Linked DNA regions of Homo sapiens: region 2 is linked to region 1. Evidence: read pairs that join two places in POLR2A ChIA-PET (ENCODE). Cell type or tissue: MCF 10A. All regions are shown on one strand. Each heading gives the region's core, and the rest is flanking DNA. Links, peaks and the distances in the headings are about the cores only.

The links. ChIA-PET counts read pairs that join two places held together with the same protein. Peaks named below come from ENCODE experiments on the same cell type or tissue, not always from the same donor. Only the 100,000 strongest peaks of a DNase experiment are listed, where the experiment ranks them.
Region 2: POLR2A ChIA-PET joins it to region 1 with 5 read pairs; 2 of 35 experiments call an interaction of 5 or more read pairs at or near these places.

Annotation. Positions count from the first base shown.
Region 1 is chr1:14,948,585-14,958,753 of GRCh38, forward strand. All of the region lies in intron 1 of KAZN (kazrin, periplakin interacting protein), which reads left to right. Among named protein-coding and RNA genes, the nearest start is that of TMEM51-AS1, 200 kb to the right of the region's middle. RefSeq lists an enhancer at 4,189-4,483. In MCF 10A, for the core only: no CTCF peak of the experiment used is centred there; a DNase peak (open chromatin) is centred at 5,777.
Region 2 is chr1:14,552,725-14,562,893 of GRCh38, forward strand. It overlaps a transcript of KAZN not described here. Among named protein-coding and RNA genes, the nearest start is that of KAZN, 41 kb to the right of the region's middle. In MCF 10A, for the core only: no CTCF peak of the experiment used is centred there; no DNase peak of the experiment used is centred there.

The sequences.
Region 1 (10,169 bases), core at 2,695-7,694:
AAATGGAGGTGCCATGTTGAAAAGAAGGGTCATAGATGTCAGCCAGACAGAAACGTCTGCTGCCCAGTCCAGCGGGGGCTAATAGAGAAATTTGGAAAGAAAAGGCTGGATGAGGTGGCCTCTCAGAGAAAGCAGTAGCATGGAGGCTCAGCTTGATGGCTGTGCTAGGAGTCTTCCTTGTACCAATAGGATGGCCCAGTAAGCTCCCATCCCAAGTCAGCCCACCTGACTTGTGATGAACTGGCAACAACTTGCTGCTTCTAATCCCTCAGTGGAAAATGTGCTCATTAGGCCAGTCATGGTGGCTCATGCCTGTAATCCCAGCACTTTGGGAGGCTGAGGCGAGCAGATCACTTGAGGTCATGAGTTTGAGACCAGCCTGGCCAACATGGCAAAATGCTGTCTCTACAAAAAATACAAACATTAGAAGGGCGTTGTAGCACATGCCTGTAATCCCAGCTACTCGGGAAGCTGAGTCAGGGCACTTGAACCCAGGAGGCGGAGGTTGCAGTGAGCCAAGATCATGCCACTGCACTCCAGCCTGGGCAACAGAGTGAGACTCCGACTCAAAAATAATAATAATAATAATAATAATAATAATAATAAGTAATTTGTCTGTGGTTTTACATTAAGCAACTGAATTGGGATTAAAGGGAAAAAAACATTCCTTTATTAAAACAACAGTTAATAAATACTAACTTAAAAACAAAAAAAAGAAAAAGAAAATGTGCTCACTGAGGGCTGGAGGAGGCAGCTGGCCAGGCCCTGAGCAGAGGCCAGCACTTCCCCATCCCTCCTGCCCAAGCAAATTCCCAAGTAGGTAGGAGCAGACTGTTCATAAGTCATCAAGGAGGCCTGGCCATGGGCTCTGGGACTGAGCAGTCCTTGCTGCCACCAGCAGTCGGGAACCCAGCCACTCTGGTGGCAGGCAGGTGCCTGCCTCTCCCACCCCCACCCAGATGGTGTTTTTCGAGATTCACATTCCTCCTGGTGCCAGAAGCACCTGCCAAGTGATTTTTGTAGCCTCTGCCATGAAGGTGTTACCCAAACCTCCGGCAGACCCCAGGGGGCTGCGTCCTGCAGTGCCAATCCTCAGGTGAAGTGGGGCTGGAGGTCTGCGATTCCTTGACTTCCCCAGGACATCCCTGCTTCTGAGCCTGTGACTGTCACCCTTCCAGGACAGCGACATGGTTGCTGCCCAGCCTGTGTTTGGTGAGGGGTGGGTGAAGGCATGCAGGAGAGTACAGGTTTTCTGGGGTGTGGAGCTGGGTGGGCCCATCTCCCCATGGGAACTCTGGGCAGCAAGATGGTAGAAGAGGATCCGCTTGGCACTCAGGGCACCGAGGAGGGTCTGGCTAAAGGTGTGTTTACAGGCCAGCGGCTTCACCGGAAGAGCCTCTGCACGGAAGACGGTTTCAACACCACCTAACGGAAAAAACAGTTACTGTGCAATATGAGAAAAGGACAAAGGCTGTATTACCTGAGTCCCTGCACCCTCCACACCCACCCGTAGTAAGAATTACCAAGCGGCTCTCCGGGCTGGGGAGCGCCGTGGAAGAAACCCTGTGGAGGAGTGGGTGGGTGTTATTTGAGAGTCTTCTCCTATTTGGGGATTGCTGTACTGCTTCCCATCACCCCCTACCGAGTGTCAGGATCATATGACACAGGCCCAGAGGACATGGAAATCTCCACCAAGCCAGGCTCCTGTTCTTGCCTGCCTGCAACCCTGGGGACTGAGGGAGGGATGGGAGGGTCCGTTTGGCAAATGGGGACAGAGGTGGTTCAAGAAGATGGGGCTGTTTCCAGCTCCCCATGCAGGGACCAGGCAGGAGAGGGGAGGCCAGGCTGGGCCTGAGAGGGTCAGCCCCACAGAGGGAGTGACGCCAAGCCTAGGCTTACCTCTCCCCGAAGGCTCAGGATGGCCAACAGAAACATGGGCTTGAGGCTGGCATTTTCCAGCCTACACTGGCAGACTTCTCACTCCACAGGCAAATCATTAAGCTTAGGACGCTGCGAGCTGAGTTTCCCTGTGGCAGCTGTGGTCACATACAGAGCTTTCAGGAGGCTTTGGAGGGGTCTGCAGTAGAGAGCCAGTGTGGCTGCTGCGGCGGCCCTGGGCTGAGCTAATCCAAGACTCCCAACCCCACTCAGATGCTGGGTCAGCTGAGCAAAGACACTGAGGTTCTGTGACCTCAGGCCTCCCAGTCCAGGGAAAAGATGGAAATGGGGGTAACTCTCCAGGGAGGGTTTCAGGGTTGTCTGCCCAGCTGCAGGCCCAGAAAGGAAGAGTGCACAGGGCTTTTGTCTACCTGCAGGGTGTCTTGAGTCTGGCAGCAGTACCCACAGGAGAAAGGGAATAACTCAGTGGTTACAAGCAACAGCAAACTTCCTATGTTTAACTGCATGTTCTCTCTGTGGCTCAGTTTCTTTTGTAAAATGGGGACATCCCCTAGGGTTTTTAAGGGGATTGAGAATTCATGCACATGAAGATTTCAGTCAATCTCAACACATGTGAAAGGCTCAGAAAGCATAACTGTTATCACCTGGGCAAAGGCGACAAGCACATTCAAGATCAGAGCAAAGATGCATTTCTTTCCTGCCACGTGCTATGCCCACACAAGTACAGAACCGAGGAGGTGCCCTAGTCCACTGGCAAAGACTCCCATCCCCTCTGCCCTGGGCAGTGGGCTCTGCCGGCCTCCTCATCTCTGATTCTTCCTTTCAGAACTCCCCTCCTCTGCTGGGTACCTGCTTTGTTGAATACGTTAATAACATTCATCCTGTCACTGCTTAGCCTTGGGGTCCTGGGAGTCCCTGTCTCTTAATATGACTTTGCCCATGAGAGTCATTGTGTCTCTGTCTTTTTTTTTAATTTTTATTTTATTTATTTATTCATTCATTCATTTATTTTAGACATAGCCTCGCTCTGTCACCCAGGCTGGGATGCAATGGCACAATCTCGGTTCACTGCAACCTCCACCTCCCAGGTTCAAGCAATTTTCCTGCCTCAGCCTCCCAAGTAGCTGGGATTACAGGTGGCCGCTACCACACCTGACTAATTTTTTGTATTTTTGGTAGAAATGGGGTTTTACCATGTTGACCAGGCTGACCTCGAACTCCTGACCTCAGGTGATCTACCCGCCTCAGCTTCCCAAAGTGCTGGGATTAAGGCATGAGCCACCATACCCATCTGTGTCTCTGTCTTAAAGCTTTAACCCTCCAAGGGCAATATGATTCCTTATTTTTAGGATAAGCATCATTCCAGTGTACTAAGATCACATTTGGACCTGATTTGGGCCCAACTCAATAATAGCAAGAGTGGTGGCCAAGGGAGCACTCACAACCTCCTAGGTGCTGCTGGACCAGTGCATGGCAGGGCGGCCGCAGAGCCCAGCAGACCTGGGCTTGATCCCGTGCCCTGCCAATGTCTGTGAGCCTCAGGCGGGGACCACCGCAACCCTACATGGGGTCATGAGATGAGGGCTGTCATCCAGCACATGGCATCCACCTGCTCAGGGGTGGCAGCAGCCATGGTCTCTGCAAGGCTTCATGGAGACAGTGGCAGGTCAATACAGAGCTCTTGTCACTTGGAAGTGACTTCCATTTGACTGTGGTGGGTGTGGGACCATTCTCTAGGCATCTGATTTCTTTCCCACTGTGTGTGTGTGTGTGTGTGTGTGTGTGTGTGTGTGTCTCAAGCAAACACACTAGTGTTTCCTGGTCACACAGACCCCTCGCTATCCACAAAGCCACCAAGATGGATGGGGTTTAGACCAGGATACCCCTTTCACGGGGGCCTGCTGGAGAATAGGGGGTTGATTGGTTGTGTATCTGGATTTATTTTGCAGGGAGGGCTATAAAAATGAGTTTTTAATGGAAAATCTGAAACATGCTACTGCTATATTTAGATTTTTTTTTCTTGGGGTATAATTCACATACAGTGAAATGCTCAGCTCTTTAGTGTACAGTTTGTGTTCAGTGAGTTTTGATATTTGGGCGTGAGGCTGTTGATCAGGGTGTCCACCCCGATGGTCAGCTGGGGACGGTCCCTCCAAGCCTGGACTCCACTCAGAGCCCCCCAAGCTCTCTGCTTCCCTAGTTCTCTAGACTTGATGGCTCAGCCTTCAGCACATTCATCTCTGCTGTTTCATCCACCTTCCTGGGCTGGGGAAGCCCGAAGGTCAGGGTTCTGCATTTAGTGAGGCCAAGGTTTTCCTCCGGAAGATCAAGGAGGTTTGCCCTTTTCCGAAATGATCATGATGAGCTACATTTGACCCTCATGTAGAACCTTCCGGAGAGTTTCCACTGAGATGATTGCTTTGTTTAATGTTTACCGCAGGCCTGAGAGACTGGCCTTGGCTCCATTTTCAGATAAGAGATCAGAGGTTGCTTGTCCACAGGTCAAATAGCTGGGAAGTGGGGGAGCCAAGACTGAGCCCCAGCTGGCTGACCCCAAACCTGCATGCCCGCCTCAGAACTGCACTGCGTGCCTCCCAAGAACACGGCACAGAGCATGGTGTCGGGTGTTGGGTGTGAGCAGAACAGAGTCCCTGCCCTCATGGAATGGACAGGCTGACTCCATGGCCACACCCTTCTCCAGGGGCTGTGTGGGGAGTGTCCCCAGTGGAGGGCCAGAACCACCATGCGCTGAGTGGCTGACTCACTCATACCCTGCTGAGGGGCATGCCCCCCTCTGCTGGCATCCACCAAGCCAAGCCTGGTTGCCACCTGGGCCCTGCTGGTTCAGGAAGCCCTTGTGTCACCCACAGACCTTGCTCCTCTCCTTTTGGAAGGTGGTAGTGTGGGAGTTGAGGCTGGAGGTGCTGGAACCAGACCATCTGTGTCCAAACCCTGGCTCTGCTCTTCACCCTGTGTGACCTTGGCCAAGCCATTTAACTCCTCTGTGATTCAACTTCCCCATCTATAAACTGTGGATGATAAAATAGGATCTGCTTCATGGAGCTACTGTGAGAATTAAACTAGTTAAGTAGGTAAAATACAGCAAAGCTTAGAACATATAGTATGTGCTCAATAAGTGTTAAGAAAGATGTAATTGTTATTATAATAAATAATAATCATAATATTATTGTTACTTAGACCTTTGGCTTGGGGAGGCTGGATTTACAAACCTACGATTCACCAAGAGTCTTAGCAGTCTGAGAGGTCGCCTTCTGTTAAAAGGTGGCTGCTGTAGCTCTAGCCATTGAGTCCACTTCCCAGAAGTGGAGAAAGTGGAGAAAGGTGGAGAAAGAGGTAAAGCCTTATTTTTGTAAGAGTCATTCCTCCTAAAGGACTTTTTTCTGCACCTCACTGCCCAGAAGTGTGTCACATGGACAACCCTAGCTGCAAGGGAAGCTGAAAATAGCATTTTTAGAAAGTGGGACTCATTGCTTTTGCAAACTAAAGGAGATGGGCTGCAGAAGGGCAAGGGTCTGCCCCAGCTCCCTTTGCCACCTGGTATGGACCTTTCCTCTGAGTGGGTACACCACACCCCCTTTCCCTTGGGGAGGAGGCCCCTGGGGACCTGCTGCATGGCCTGCCAGCTGGTATCATTATCCCCCCTGAGGGCAGCACCATTGGTAACAGTTGGCTCCCTGGGGCAGGAGGGCCACCGTTTCCCAGACAATGTTTACTTCCTGCTACCATGGCCAAGAGAACTCTGCTAAGTCTATGGGTTTTGGGCCCCTCTACTTAGAGGCCTGAGGGCACTGTGGTTCCCCAGCGTCAGCAGAAAGGTACCCAATCAGTCTTTGGGCAAAGGCCAGGAGAGTTTTTTGTCCTTGGGCAAAGGCCAAGAAAGTTTTCTCCAGTAAGGATGACTCCTTCCTCAGTAGCTGTCTTGCCTTTGGCAAATGGCTTTCTCCTGTCATTGGGTCATCAGCCTGAGCTGTACCAGATGCTTAACAAATACCATCTTCATCTCACACCCTCTAGCCCAGTGCCAACAGGAGAGCTTCGTGCAGTCATGGCAGCGGTCTGGATCTGCACTGTCCGGTACCCTAGCTCCTAGCCACGTGGGTGCACGTGAAATGTGGCTAGAGAAACTGAGTTTTTCATTTTAATTAATTTATACGTAAGATAGTCACCTGTGGCCAGGCCCAGTGGCTCACACCTGTAATCCCAGCACTTTGGGAGACTGAGGCGGGCAGATCATAAGGTCAGGAGATTGAGACCATCCTGGCTAACACGGTGAAACTCCATCTCTACTAAAAATAGAAAAAATTAGCTGGGCGTGGTGGCAGGCGCCTGTAGTCCCAGCTACTCGGGAGGCTGAGGCCGGAACCCAGGACCCAGGAGGCAGAGCTTGCAGTGAGCCAAGATCGCGCCACTGTACTCCAGCCTGGGCGACAGCACGAGACTCCATCTCAAAAAAGAAAAGATAGTCACCTGTGCCTAGCAGGTACCATACTAAGCAGTGCAGCTATAGACCCTGCCCATGAGGGGAGAAACACAAAATCGGTAGCATTCATCTAGACTCATAAAGAGTGGGTCCCTCTAAGGGAACCCATGTTGTGAAGGCCCAGAGAGAGACAGTGACCGGCCCAAGGTCACACAGCAACGTAATCTTTCCTCTGAGAAAGAAACACAAGTCTTCCAACGGCAGCTTCTTTATTGTTTCTTCAGAAATGTGGTTGGTCCCGTCAGTGCAGAGGGGAAGGTGAGTTGTGGACACAGTGCTCAGTGTGCCAGGCACATGTAAGCGCTTTACGCATGTCTTATTTATTCCCATCTCCCCCGTTTTACAGGTGAGGCCACCGAGGCCCAGGGAGAAGTGCCTGCTGGTGGCCCCTGAGCTGGTGAATTGAGAGGCTGTGCTCTTGGAGCTTAGGCTGAGATTGCAGTACCAGGGCTGTCTCCACTCCTGGAAGAGTCTGGGGGATGCGAGACCTGGGCCTCCATGCCCAGCTGGGGCAGATGCAGTTAGCAAGCTCCGATAAGCCTCTCTCTTTCCATGGAGTTGTTTTTCCAGCCTGGTCTCCTAAGACTTGGCTCCTGCAGGTGCCGCACCTGGTGACCCGCCCTGGAGGCTCCCATCAACTTACTCACAGCCTGACTGGAGGGGCAGGGCTTAGGCATCAGGTACACCTGTTAGGAAGGTGCACGCAGGAAAAAATCTGCCTTTGCCACTGTTAGTCAAAGAGAAAGGCACATGGCACCCAGCTCCATCTCACTCTCTGCTCTCATCTGAGTGCAGGGTGCAGAGAAGACCCTGGCAGATGCCCTTCCTGTGCCTGCCCCGCCTCCCTCCTGTGCAGTGCTCAGGCAAAGCCTGCTCCCCTGGTTGCCCCATTTCATGGTGTCAAAATCCCCGTGAGATGAGAGTAGCACTGCTGGCATTAAACACAAGATGCCCAGTTAAATTTAAATTTCAGATACGTGCTGAATCAATTTTTAATATAGGTTGGGACATATACTGAAAATGATTTGTTGTTTATCTGAAATTCAAATCTAACTGTGCGTCTAGGGGTGTTTGTTTGGCATTACTTTGTTTTGTTTTGCTTACTCTGGCAACCCTAAGTGGGTGGCATCTGTGCAGCATACATGACAACTGAGACCCAGAGAAGTGACACGAGGCTTATGCAAAGTCAAGACAAGGCCCCGGCCAGGCCTGGGTTTGAAGCCAAGTCTCTTGGAATCCTTTGCCTTCTTCCTGGACAATAGTAAACAATCTTGGTGGCTTCCTTGGGTGGTTGGAAGAGACCCAGAAGTCACTGAAAAAAAAAAAAAAAAAAGACCCAGCACGGTGGCTCCCACCTGTAATCCCAGCACTTTGGGAGGCTGAGGCAGGTGGATCATCTGAGGTCAGGAGTTCGAGACCAGCCTAGCCAACATGGTGAAACCCCATCTCTACTAAAAATACAAAAAATTACCCAGGCGTGGTGGCGGGTTTGTAGCCTGTAATCCCAGCTACTCAGGAGGCTGAGGCAGGAGAATTGCTTGAACCCGGGAGGCAGAGGTTGTAGTGAGCTGAGATCGTGCCATTGCACTCCAGCCTGGGCAACAGGAGTGAAACTCTATCTCAAAAAAAAAAAAAAATTAAACAAAAACAAACCTGCCTCTTCTACCTGTGTGACAATGGACATACTGTTAGCAGTCACTCACACCTTATTGTGAAATAGACTCTTAGTGACAGCCAAGCAGGGAAGAGGGGCCCTGGCAGGATGGTAGATTGAAGAGTATTGATCGAGAGGAGAAAATTCCAGCCTTGGCGACTGCTAGAGACAGTGAGCTGAGGTGGGAGCACCGAGGGGTGGTTGGGGCTGAGGCCTTTTATAATCTGACCTCTCCAGCCTTCCTCCTGTTCTTCCTCACCTGGCACCCATTTCCTGGTCACTCAAGACCCTCCAGCTTTGCAGCCGCCTTTGCTCACACCATTTCCTCCTTCCCCAGTCGCATCCTCTAGGGTCCATCTGGAATGCCGCCAACTTCTCAAGGGTGTCCGAGTGCTCTGAGCAGATGTGGGCCCTTCCGTGTTCTGTTTCTTCGTGTGTGCGTCTATTTGCTGGAGGCTTCTTGAGGCCAGGAGTCTTTCCTTCTCTCTCCTGGCCTGGAATGTAGGTGGGCCCCAAATGTTTACCCGGAATGAGAGCAGGGGCATGGCCCCAAAAGCAAACCTCCTACTTAGGAGTTTTGCTAAGAGACTTGCTGCCTCCATGGCATATGAGATTTGGGGATCCTTTGACCGTGGGGTCCAGGAGCACTAGCCTGAGAGTGGGGCCTGTCTGGGGCATTCACCCCAGTGCCCCCGTGCCTAGAGCCGTGCATGGTATGAGGCAGGGGCCTCTCCATGTTGGGTGGATGGAGCCATTCGACAGACGTTACCGAGTGCCCGTGATGTGTCGCGCAGTCACTGTTTCCAGCGCTGAAGACCCAACAGTGAAGGAGACGAGGCAGGATATGCGATTGGGCCCCGCTCTCGGATCCTGTGTCCACCAAGCACGCCGCTGGGGAGCGAGTGAGCCTCCACGTCACTACGGGGTTTTGTCCGGGTTGCCTGCCGTGCTGTTGACGCTGGACAGGAGCGGAGCCGTTTTAGGTCTCTTGAGGCTGTGACAGTGAGGCTGAGACAGGCTGATGGGAAGGAAATCATGAAGAGGGGAGACGAGCTCCCAGGCAGGTCACAGCTCTGCGGAGGCCCTGAGGTGTGGCGAGTCTAGCGCCTTCCAGAACTGAGAGAAGCTGGCATCCTGAAGGAGGCCTCAGACAGGGCCAAAGAGGCAGCTAATATGCTAGGTGGGGCGGGGAGGCTGTCGGCACCGAGTGAGATGTGCCTTGCACCTCAGAGGCGCCCTCGGGCTTCTGTGGGGAGGAAGGACTCGGGTTAGGAGGAGCTGGGAGGGCAGGGAGGTGCCCTGGGAGGCCTCCTCTCCTTACAGGGGTGGCTGGGCCCATTGTGGCCTCAGGAAGTGATGTGAGATGGATGAGGGAACAGGGGCTGGAGTTGCCACCACCTTTTCCCAAGGCCGCTGGTGGGAGAGAGGCGCCCCATCCTCAGGGCTCAGCCCTGCTCCCCCTCTGCCTGCTCCCTCCCCTGGACCTGGCTCTGCCCGCTCAGCCTCGAGGCCAGTGGATCCCTAGTAGTCCAGAGGGTTGTAGTGCCTTAGAGATTGCCAGCAGGCACTGATGGCGAGGGTAGGGCATCTAGGAAAGGGCAGTGCATTACCAATATTGGACCTTCTCTGTGTACATGGCATTCACGGAGCACATCTTGCATAGGTACATGGAGCATTTCCTGTGTATGTGGAGCACTTCCTATGTATACAGGGCACTTCTTGGGTACATGGAGCACTTCTTATATACATGGAGCACTTCCTGTGTACATGGAGCACTTCCTATGTACACAAGGCACTTCCTGGGTACATGGAGCACTTCTTATATACATGGAGCACTTCCTGTGTACATGGAGCACTTCCTTTATGAGGAGGGGCACTTCCAATGCCTCCGAGGAGCCTCACAGCCAATGAGGGTTAGACCCGTTTAACAGATGCAGTGTCCGAGGCTCAGCAGGGTGGGACAGCCACCACATGCCTGGCCGGAGACCTGGTGACTCCAAAGCTGTGCCCCCAGCCACGCCCCTTCCATGACCCTCGGGGGCGAGGACTGTGCACCAGACCTCCAGGGAATACACATCCCCTTTTACCAGCAGGGACGCTCCTGGCTCTACCTGC
Region 2 (10,169 bases), core at 2,322-7,321, 400 kb before region 1:
TCATAAAATACAGGTAAGAAGAATTTCCCTTTATAGACTATTTACCATGAGTCAGGCAATGGCTTAAGCATTTTAAAATATATTATCTAATTTAGTGCTCACCAGGGGTCATTAATTCACATGGTTCTGGGGCCAGTTCAGGGATGGAAAGGAGTGACTCCAGCTTGTGTGAGACAATAAGGCTGGTGGGGACAGCAGCAGACTATGATGGGCTACAGCGGACTGGGGCAACTGCAGCCCATCAAACTGGGAAGCTAAGACTCAGCACAATTAGCCGTGCCCATCAGAACCACAGGCCCCATTATACAGACAAGGAAACTGAGGCTCAGAGGCATGCCTCTGGTTTTCCAAGACAAACTGAAAATACAGGCCAGGCACGTTGGCTCATGCCTGTAGTCCTAACATTTTGGGAAGCCGAGGCGGGCAGATCACTGGAAGCCAGGAATTCGAGACCAGCCTGGCCAACATAGCAAAACCTTGTCTCTACTGAAAACACAAAAAAATTACCCAGCCATGGTAGTGCACACTTGTAATCCCAGCTACTCTGGAGACGCTTGAACTGGGAGGTGGAGGCTGCAGTGAGCCAAGATCGCGCCACTGCACTCCAGCCTGGGAGAGAGGGAGACTCTGCCTCAAAAAACACATATATAGATTTTGATATGCAATCTCCTGATTCTTAAATCTTGGTAACTAATTCAAAACCATGTTCCGCCCCATGCAAGTGAAACTCAACATGTCAGTGCACCCAGGCCAGTCCTTGGTCACCTATGTATCACCTTGGCCTTAGAACTCTCTGAAGGAGAGGGCGCAAATCCCATTTTTCAGATGGGAAAACTTAGTCTCAATGCATGGACGTGGCTGGACCAGGGCCATGCGGCTAGTGAAGGTGCCCCCTTGCTGCTCAGTGCGTGAGCTTATCTGGGCTGTCAATTATCTGAAACCCCCCTCTTGGGCTTGGGGCTCCCAGGTGCCATGGCTTGGCACCATTGCCCATGTGGAACGATGGGGCTTAAATCCAAACACTACCTCCCAACCACCGGGTGGTTGTCAGGCGCCAGGGCAGCAACTGACACACTTGGCCAAACATCAGACTTTCCTGGTGGAGCGTTTTGAAATGACCAATCCTGGGCCTCACTGCTGGAAGATTTAATCAGTCCAGCGTAGGTTCCGGGCATTGGTATGTTTTAAAAAGCATCCCCCTGTGATTCTAATGTGTAACCAAGGGTGACACCACTCAGCCAGCTCCTTGCGTAAGTGCTGAACCCAAGCTTCTGGGAATTAGAGAATGTAGAAGAGTAATTAGGAACAAGGCTACTGGAGCCAGACAGACCTCAGCTGAGTCCCAGCACTGGCCCTCCCTAGCTGAGGAACTTGGGGAAATCAGTTCACCCCTTTGAGCCTCGGTGACCTCATTTCTATAACTCATGTCACTGGGTTCTCAGGGGGAATAAACATGGTTCTGTGGGGAGATATGAAGTGGTAACTGGCATACAGGAAGCACCCAATAAAAGTCGGTCTTCAGCTAGTACCGTCTCCACCTACAGCCACACAAATACAGCAGCAAAACGCAGTGAACCTGGGCAGAGCTGGGGGCTTAAACTGCACCCCTGTATCACCCAGGCATCCCCACCTAAAGTCAGTTCACAGCTCAGTCCCAGGAGGCCTTGGGTTCACACCCAGATGCATTTAGTTGCCCCCTGATGGACGGACCCATCATCTTCTAGGAAATGTGGCAAAATTTCACTTCTCATTTCCCTCTCCTTTAAGCCAAATCAGGAAGAATCTGGCAGGATAACCTGACCCTACATACGCGTCCCCTTTGAAACTTTCAACAGACAATGTCCCTCCTCAACATCATCATTTCCAAACTCTTATAACAGATATGATCTGAAACAGACAGAGGCAATTTAGAGGAAAGCATCTTAGAGATATTAATCCGGTACTTGACATCTCTAGAAAGATCTGTATTGGAGTCCATGTTTTCATGAGCAGGTAACCCTGTAAAATTAAGATCAAAACTGTCATATCTTCTCCAAATTGAGTTATCTGGGAGAAATCCTCTCCTATTTTCCTAGACCCTATAAGTCTTCCCTATGATAACAGATCGTTATTACCAATCAATTATTCACACACCGACGTCGAGTCACAAACCATCCCAGTGCTACACAAACCAAAACATTGCTTCTTCAAAACACATTTGATGGGAAAGACCAGTGCCCCCACAACCATTCCTGTTCCCGTAAGAGTTCCTTAGCTCCTTTTAGAGCTATGATTCCGAAGAACAAGTTAATGGTTACAGTTACAGCCGTGGAGGGACTGTCATCAAATACCTCTCCAAGAGTTCTGGGCTTGGGTCTCCTATCTGCTGTCATAATTGGCAAGTGTGACTTCACTGTGTCTTTACCCCAAGGATGGAAGTCCCCCTTCCAAATAGCAATTGAGTGGGGACACAGAGCTTGCATAGCAAATCTGCACTCCACAAAGTTTCATTTAAAGGAAATTTGTAGTTGCTTTATCCACACGTGCACCCTTGATGCCTACAGATTTTAGGAAGTGACTCAAGGCACACAGTCTTTCAGCAACACCAGTGTAGAACAATAGGCAAAAGGGACATTTAGCAATTACAGTAATAGTGATTTGCCATTGGCACATTTGTCCAGTAAAAGGCATAAATACGGGATCTCCAAGCTTTCTACAATTGTAGTTTCTCAGCATTTTGTTTAATTTGATAGGAAATGCCCCCACTCTTAAAGGTGCTATAGGAAATAACTTTACTTTAGAAATTACATTGAATCTACATTTCAAGATGTTTTAAAAACAGGAATATTTTTGACATCCCTGGAGATCAAAATGCCGTGTAGGAAAGTTGTGGTTGTAAATCTTCACTGGAAGAAAAAAAAAGAAGATCCCCAGGCATTTTAGAGTCATTTGCTTTATTTTACAAAGCTAGCTAGTGATAAAAGGGCAGATAACTCAGCTGTAAGATACAGGATTCTGTTGATTTCTGTTTGCTAGCCATTCCTGAGTCCACCGTGCCTTACCCAAGATCAGACACAGATTAAGTGCCCATCAGTGTTTGCTGACTGACTAGTCAACTGACCCCGATGTTTGTACAAAGGTGTTTGATGTGGGCAATAGGCTTGCCCCTTACTTATGATGTATTATATCTACAGAGACTGGACAACTTGCCTTGAAATCAAGATTTAGGTGGCCTCTGAACAGTACATGTGCAAAAACAATTACATCAGAGAGCAATGGTGTGCTTGGTTTCCCAACTCCCCATTCGGTGATATGTTGTTTACCTGAAACCACAGTAGGAGTACACCATGGAAACTGGCAAATCCTACAAGCTAGGAGGCTCTTTTCGGGAGAAGAGCAGTTCTTTTTACTTTTTTTTTTTTTTTCAGTCGGAGTCTCACTCTGTCCCCAGGCTGGAGGGCAGCGGTGTGATCTGTGCTCATTGCAAGCTCCGCCTCCTGGGTTCACACCATTCTCCTGCCTCAGCCTCCCGAGTAGCTGGGACTACAGGTACCCACCACCACACCCGGCTAATTTTTTGTGTTTTTAGTAGAGACAGGATTTCCCTGTGTTATCCAGGATGGTCTCGATCTCCTGACCTCGTGATCCACACGCCTCGGCCACCCAAAGTGCTGGGATTACAGGTGTGAGCCCCCGTGCCCGGCGGGGGAAGAGCAGTTCTTAAGCACAGCACCCCATTAATTCATAAGCACATGAAAATTAAATTTTTAGACAGGGACTCATGGAGGTGTGGAGCTAGAAATTTGTGTCTTCAAGCCAAGTCAACTGAGGGTGAATTTTCCAGCTGCCTCTTTCCATACTTCCCATTAAAAGAAGACAACATTTTTTTCTCCAGGATGTTTTTTTTCAGTTTGTATTCTGTTTTATCCAAATTGATAGTTGTTCACTGTCAAACAAGTAACCATTCATGCAAGAATTCCCACCTATATCTGCCTCTTATCATTACCATAACCTTAAGGGAACCCCTCTGCTCTCTTCCTGATCTGAGATTCTCCATCTCTAAGAAGAGGGAGTGAGATTAGATGAGCTTCAATGGCCCGTTTGGCTCTGACATTCTATCCCCGATTTTACTAACAGACAGCTCTTAGTGCCCAACTTTAAATATTCCCGAGGACCCTTGCATGGCTGATCTGGCTTGCTTTAAGGAACAGTTTGTCGCCAAATTCAGAAAGCAATAAATGGCAGACCATTTGGAAGCTGAAAGAATTCATTCTGTGCTCAAGAGCTGTAGGTGGGTAGGGGAGTTTCCTGGGGATGCCTGAGTCTACAAATAATCCACACAGCAAAATAAAGCTACACAAGAAATAGCAGGGGGATGAAAAAAACGAAATCTGCCCTAGGACCAACAAAAGCAGAAATAACGTGGGCAAATAGTAAAGTCAAAATTTTAGCAGACTGCATGAAAAATATGATACAAAAAAATTAATGTGAATCTTAAGTTATCCCCAACACCTGGTAACAGCATTCATTTAGAAATAGAAAATATGGGAGACATTTGCATTGACCAATGGCCAAACCTTTGTGCATTCATTAAATCAAAGTTATTTTTAAAAGACTCCTTTGTGTATTCCAGCTATCTAAATGGGTACCAGTTAAAGGAAAAATCTTTGCAGTCCCTGGACTAAAAATCAAAATCTCCAATGTCCATAGGTGCCAGATACATAAATGAGAGAATGGCGTAGGTGTCAGAGAAGTTGGCATAGGTACATTTTTTCCACATTAAATATAAATATATTTGTAATAAATAAACAAATAATCGATATTTATAAATATATAAAAAATATAAAAGTTAGTCGTCAGCTTCCTGAAGAAATTTGGCCTGTGTTAGGGTTCTCCAGAGAAACAAAACCAATAGGGTGTGTGTGGGTGTGTGTGTGTGTGTGTGTGTGTGTGTGTGTGTGTGGTGTGTGAGAGAGAGAGAGAGAGAGAGAGATTTGTTGTAAGAAATTGGCTCACATGACTAAGGAGGCTGGCAACTCCCAAGATCTGAAAGGTGAATTGGCAAGCTGGAGAGCCCATTGTGTAGCTCTAGAATGAAGAGAGTGATGGTGCATGTCTGATTAATATTTGTCTTCCCAGCTCCTGCTACAGAGCCTGGAATTCAACAGTTGGTGACTGGTTGACTCCAAAGTAGAAAACCAGCCAGTGCACTAATATTATTGACCTTCATAAACCCCCTCCATTTAGAAGACCCCAAACACCTTTGCAGATTTAGCCTGAGCTGATGTGAAAGCCACCAAACTCTGATGTCCAAAGGGAAAGCAGTCTCCCCAGATCACAGTGCCACTCTTGTGATAACATACCAACATTAGAAAGAAAGAATCCCTTCTTCTTTTCAAGTTCTACAGTCACAGATTAAAACAATGCCAGCCTCCCCTTCCTAAATTCTGCAGAGAAGGCCCAGCTCCTCTCTTTGAAGGCAAAGAACTTGTCCCCAGTTGTTTTCAGTAATGATCCCACAACAGCACAAATGCTATTTGATCATCTTGTTACACTAGTCGCCAAAATGAAACACCACCAGCAAAATTTAGAAGGTAAATGGACCAGCTGGGCTCAGCTGCAAGTACCAATACTGTGTGTGTGTCAGGAGCATGCAACCTCCCAAGAAGCAAGTAAACATCTTTTTTCTTTTTACTGCTTGTCACTCATTTACCTCCAAGATGCTTAGCAAGGATTATCGTTTGTTGGGAGGTCCTTGGATGAGCCAGCCATTGTGATAAATACAGATTGGTAATATTGATAGATTTTTAAATGCTTTCTCAGCTGGGTACATCCAATTTCTTATTCTTTTTGAACATAGAGTCATGTTCTGTTTCTTGGTCAGATATTTGGCTGGAAGGGGGAGTCTCAGAGAATATATCTTCAGTATAAAAGAGTATCAGGTATATACAGTAGCATGTGGGCTTGTGAGCGTTTGCATATGGGAAGGAACGGTCTTCTGCCTCACGCTGGGATGTAAGCTTCTTGACGGGCTTTGATCCGCAGTTGTCTGTATTCTATCATCTAGCCTAGAGTATCTAGGTCTAGAGTAGGCTGTTCCGGTTAAGCATCTTTTTGTTGCACAGAACAGAAATCCTCTCAAATGAGCTCAAGATAAAAGTGGGGCTTATGAAAGGCATCCGCAGTCTCATGGGGCATGGAGAACCAGGAGTCTCTCTCTTCTTTCTTCATTTCACCTTTCTCATCTTTCCTCCTCTCACCTTCTCTCTGCCTCCTCTGCCCTTTGATCTTGCCCATGGCCCCAAATGGTTGCTCTAGCTCCAATGAAATGAAATGTAACCCAAGGATAAGTGATCTTTTAGCTCAAGCACCTCCTATAAACTGGAGCTTCCTTTTGTATCTCTTGGCTCAAAAGGGATCTAATTGTCCCAAATGAGTCCCTTGGGTTTTATATTCCAATCAACTGAGCTGAGCCTTGGGGGAGGGTAGCAGGATACTGCATGTGTAGAGTTGGCTCTTCTAGTGCTGGAAGAAGACAAAGGAAATGTAGCTATTATAAAGGTGTTTGACGGCAAATGCATGTTGAATGAATAATTCACCAACTAGAGGGCCTTTTCCCCTAACAAACAGAAGAAAAGAAATGCCTAGTTGGAGAGGAGTTAATGCCATTCCATCCTCGGAATGATGGGTCTCACAGTCTATGCTTTAGGATGGCCAGGTTCTGGCACCTCTGGGAAAACTGCCTTCAAGCCACTGATGCTATGATCTGGAGCAAGTGGCCCATAACTCCTCTGTGCCACAGTTGCTCCATCTTTAAAATGAGACCAGAATTATCTGCCTCTCAATGTGTTTGTGAGAATGGAAACAGGCCAGTAGACGAAGAAGAAGATACTGTAAATTCCCAAGACCGGACTGCATTCTCGAGGCCAGAGCTTCCAATCCATTTCCATTGAGGGCTCAGAAAGCACATTTGTAGACTTCAGTCCTTCCCTAGTTAGAGGTAAGGATCCCCCACTGTCTCCACCCCACTCTCAACCCTGAAATAATACCCTTCAGCTGAAGGAGTCAAAAGACCTGAAACCAAGTTCCAAATCTGCGTGCAACTCCTTGTGTGACCTTGATGAAGTCACTCACCCTGTCCAGGCCTCTGTTTCCTTACAAACAATGTGAGAATTGGAGGAGAGCAAGTGACACTCACCAGTCCAAGACCTAGGGCTGGTTCAGGGCCACATTTTAATTGCTATGCAGCAAAATTAGAAAAATAAGTCAATATGGTGAGTTTTCATAATGCCTGACTTATTCAGTTCAAATGTCTGTACTTTATTCTGAGGTTATGCCCTCCCTTCTCTTTTTGTGGTGAATGGCCTTTCTTTAATGAAGGTAAAGACATCTTTTGTTTTAACATTCCCACTGTCCTTTCTTGAAATAAGAAGGTGGCCACCCCATATCTGCCCTCACTGCTTATTTATTTTTCATCGGTCTACAAAATCCCAAAGTATGACAATTAGTAGAGAAGGTGACCTCAGTAGTCCTTTTAAGCTCTGACAGGATCAGATTGTAAGGGCGGCATGAGGATTCCCAGACCCAGAGCCAGATGGCCTGGGTTCAAATTCTGACCCCTTCAATGATAATAGCTACCTGCGAGTCAGGTGGATCACTTGAGGTCAGGAGTTTGAGACCAGCCTGGCCAACATGATGAAACCCCATCTCTACTAAAATACAAAAATTAGCCAGGCGTGGTGGTATGTGCCTGTAATCCCAGCTACTCAGAAGGCTGAGGCAGAGAATTGCTTGAACCCAGGAAGCAGAGGTTGCAGTGAGCCGAGATCGCGCCACTGCACTCCAGCCTGGGCGACAGAGCGAGACTCCATCTCAAAATAATAATAATAAATAATACCTACCTGACAAGTTGTTGTGAGGATTTAGCAGGTTCAAGGATATACAGTGCTTTTGACAGTGCCTGGCACAAGGAGAGCGTCCATTAAATAACAGTGGTGGTGGTGATGATGATGATAATGATGATGTGAAGAAGGAGAAGATGGGAAAGAGGAAGAAGGAGTAAAGATGGAGAAGGGAAAGGGAAGGCAAAGGCAAGGGAGAGAGGAGTTTCCATACTGGATTCGGCTTTCTGGTTGTTATCTCAGGTATTGAATAAGTAGAAGTAACACAGCCAGGCCTTACATCCGAAATGGCAAGAACAGGAAGTTGGATGGTACCTAAGGCAGTTCTGGCTAATGGCATACTATGTTGCCCCATCAGGAAGAGAAGTGTGTGGCTGTCTGTGCCAGGGTCCCACCATTAACACAAGCCCTCCCTGTCTAAGCTCCTCTCTGCATCAACTCCTGAGTGCTCACTCTGGAGGGAGCACCTGCTTGGTTCCATCGGCACCATCAGCCTTTCTGGGAAAAACTCCCAAACCATATTTCCCATACACTGTGGCCAGCCTGTGGATTGGCTGCCCCTGGGTCAGGTGCCCTTCACTGACCCAAACAGCTCATGGCTGAATCAGCTCATGGCTGAATCACTGAGCTATTTTAAAACTCCCAAAGAAATGGGAATATTCCGAGTGGGTAAACACTCTGGGGTTTCCCAATAACTTCTAGCTAATGGCACAGCTGATAAGAGATGGAAGGGACAGAAAAGGCATTGAGGAGGCCTGGGAAGGACATGACAGACCCGAGACTGGCGAAAAGATAAAGAAAATGATGATTGAAAGGCTTGTTTCCCAACACTGGCTTGATTGGCTGCTTTGGGTCCAGTTCTTACCCCTGGGCCAATCAGCTTTTGGGGAGGGGTGGCCCATGTGACCAGAAATGCAGATCAGTGGCTGCAGGTGGGAAACTTTCACATCCCGGAAGCTGGAGTTACAGTCAATACTGGGAGGAGACAACCATAGTCCTCCCATGTCGAAAGTTCTGCTGGGCGCAGTGGCTCGCACCTGTAATCCCAGCACTTTTTGGGAGGCCAAGGCAGGTGGATCACCTGAGGTCAGGAGTTCAAGACAGACCTGGCCAATATGATGAAACCCCATCTCTACTAAAAATACAAAAATTAGCCGGGCGTGGTGGCGGGCACCTGTAATCCCAGCTACTTGGGAGGCTGAGGCAGGAGAATCGCTTGAACCCAGGAAGCGGAGGTTGCAGTGAGCCGAGATCGTGCCACTGCACTCCAGCCTTCATGAAAGAGCAAAACTCCATCTCAAAAAAAAAAAGAAGAAAAAAGTTTCAAAAAGCCTCTGAAATTCCTCCTAGTTGAAGAAAAGTGGCTCCCCAGAGAGAAGGCCTTTGAAAAACCCAGGAACCTGGGAGACCCGTTTGCCTCCCCCTGGGGATGGACCCATCAAAGGCACAGAATTACTTACCAGGCAAGTGGAAGTGGCAATCTCTTAAGCTTTTATTAGGTAAGCCTCCACCCCTTTGAGGACACACGACTGCCATTCTGTTTGGCAAATAAATTGAAATCTTCCAGCTAATTTGGAGCTATTCATGCTACTAACTTCTAATTTGGAAAAGGGTGAATTAGTTGTGAGCAATTGCCTGGGAGTCAAAGCATCTGAGACCAAATTCCAACAGCAAGGGAAGTGGAGGGAAACCAATCTGAAATATTTGGGATACGGAAAAAGTATGCTTGCTTTCGTATTCTGGATGATTGACACTAGTTCTGAAGTTGTAGACATTTTGTAGCTTGACTCACCTGGATAAATTTGACTGTATAAACCTTAGCAAACTTCAAGATTGGCTCCGAAAGACCCATAGTCTCTTCAAGGTAGTAATAGTTATTGAGACCTATTGCGGTGGATTGTCATTGATATCCTAAGCTAGTTCTGAAATCCTCTGATTCCCTGGCTGACTTTTCTTCTGTGAGGTTTTCAGTCTCTGAAATAGCAGCAAGTATTCAGCAAAATGTATTTCTCTCCAGTCTTGTGGGTGGTGGAACCATGAGATGGTGAAACATGGGTAGTTTCAACCTATTTCTGCAGATGTTGGGTAGTTTCAGGCTATTTCTGCAGATGTTCACTGAGCACCTACTAAGTGCAAGGAGTGCCCTGTGTTTATTTTCCAATCACTTACAGTAGATGTTTATTAATGACAGAACTTTAATTCTTCCCACACATCCACATGGCAGTGCCTTCCAGAGATTCCCGTGGAAAGCAGGAGAAGGCTGTTTTAATGATGGGCAAGCCAAATACT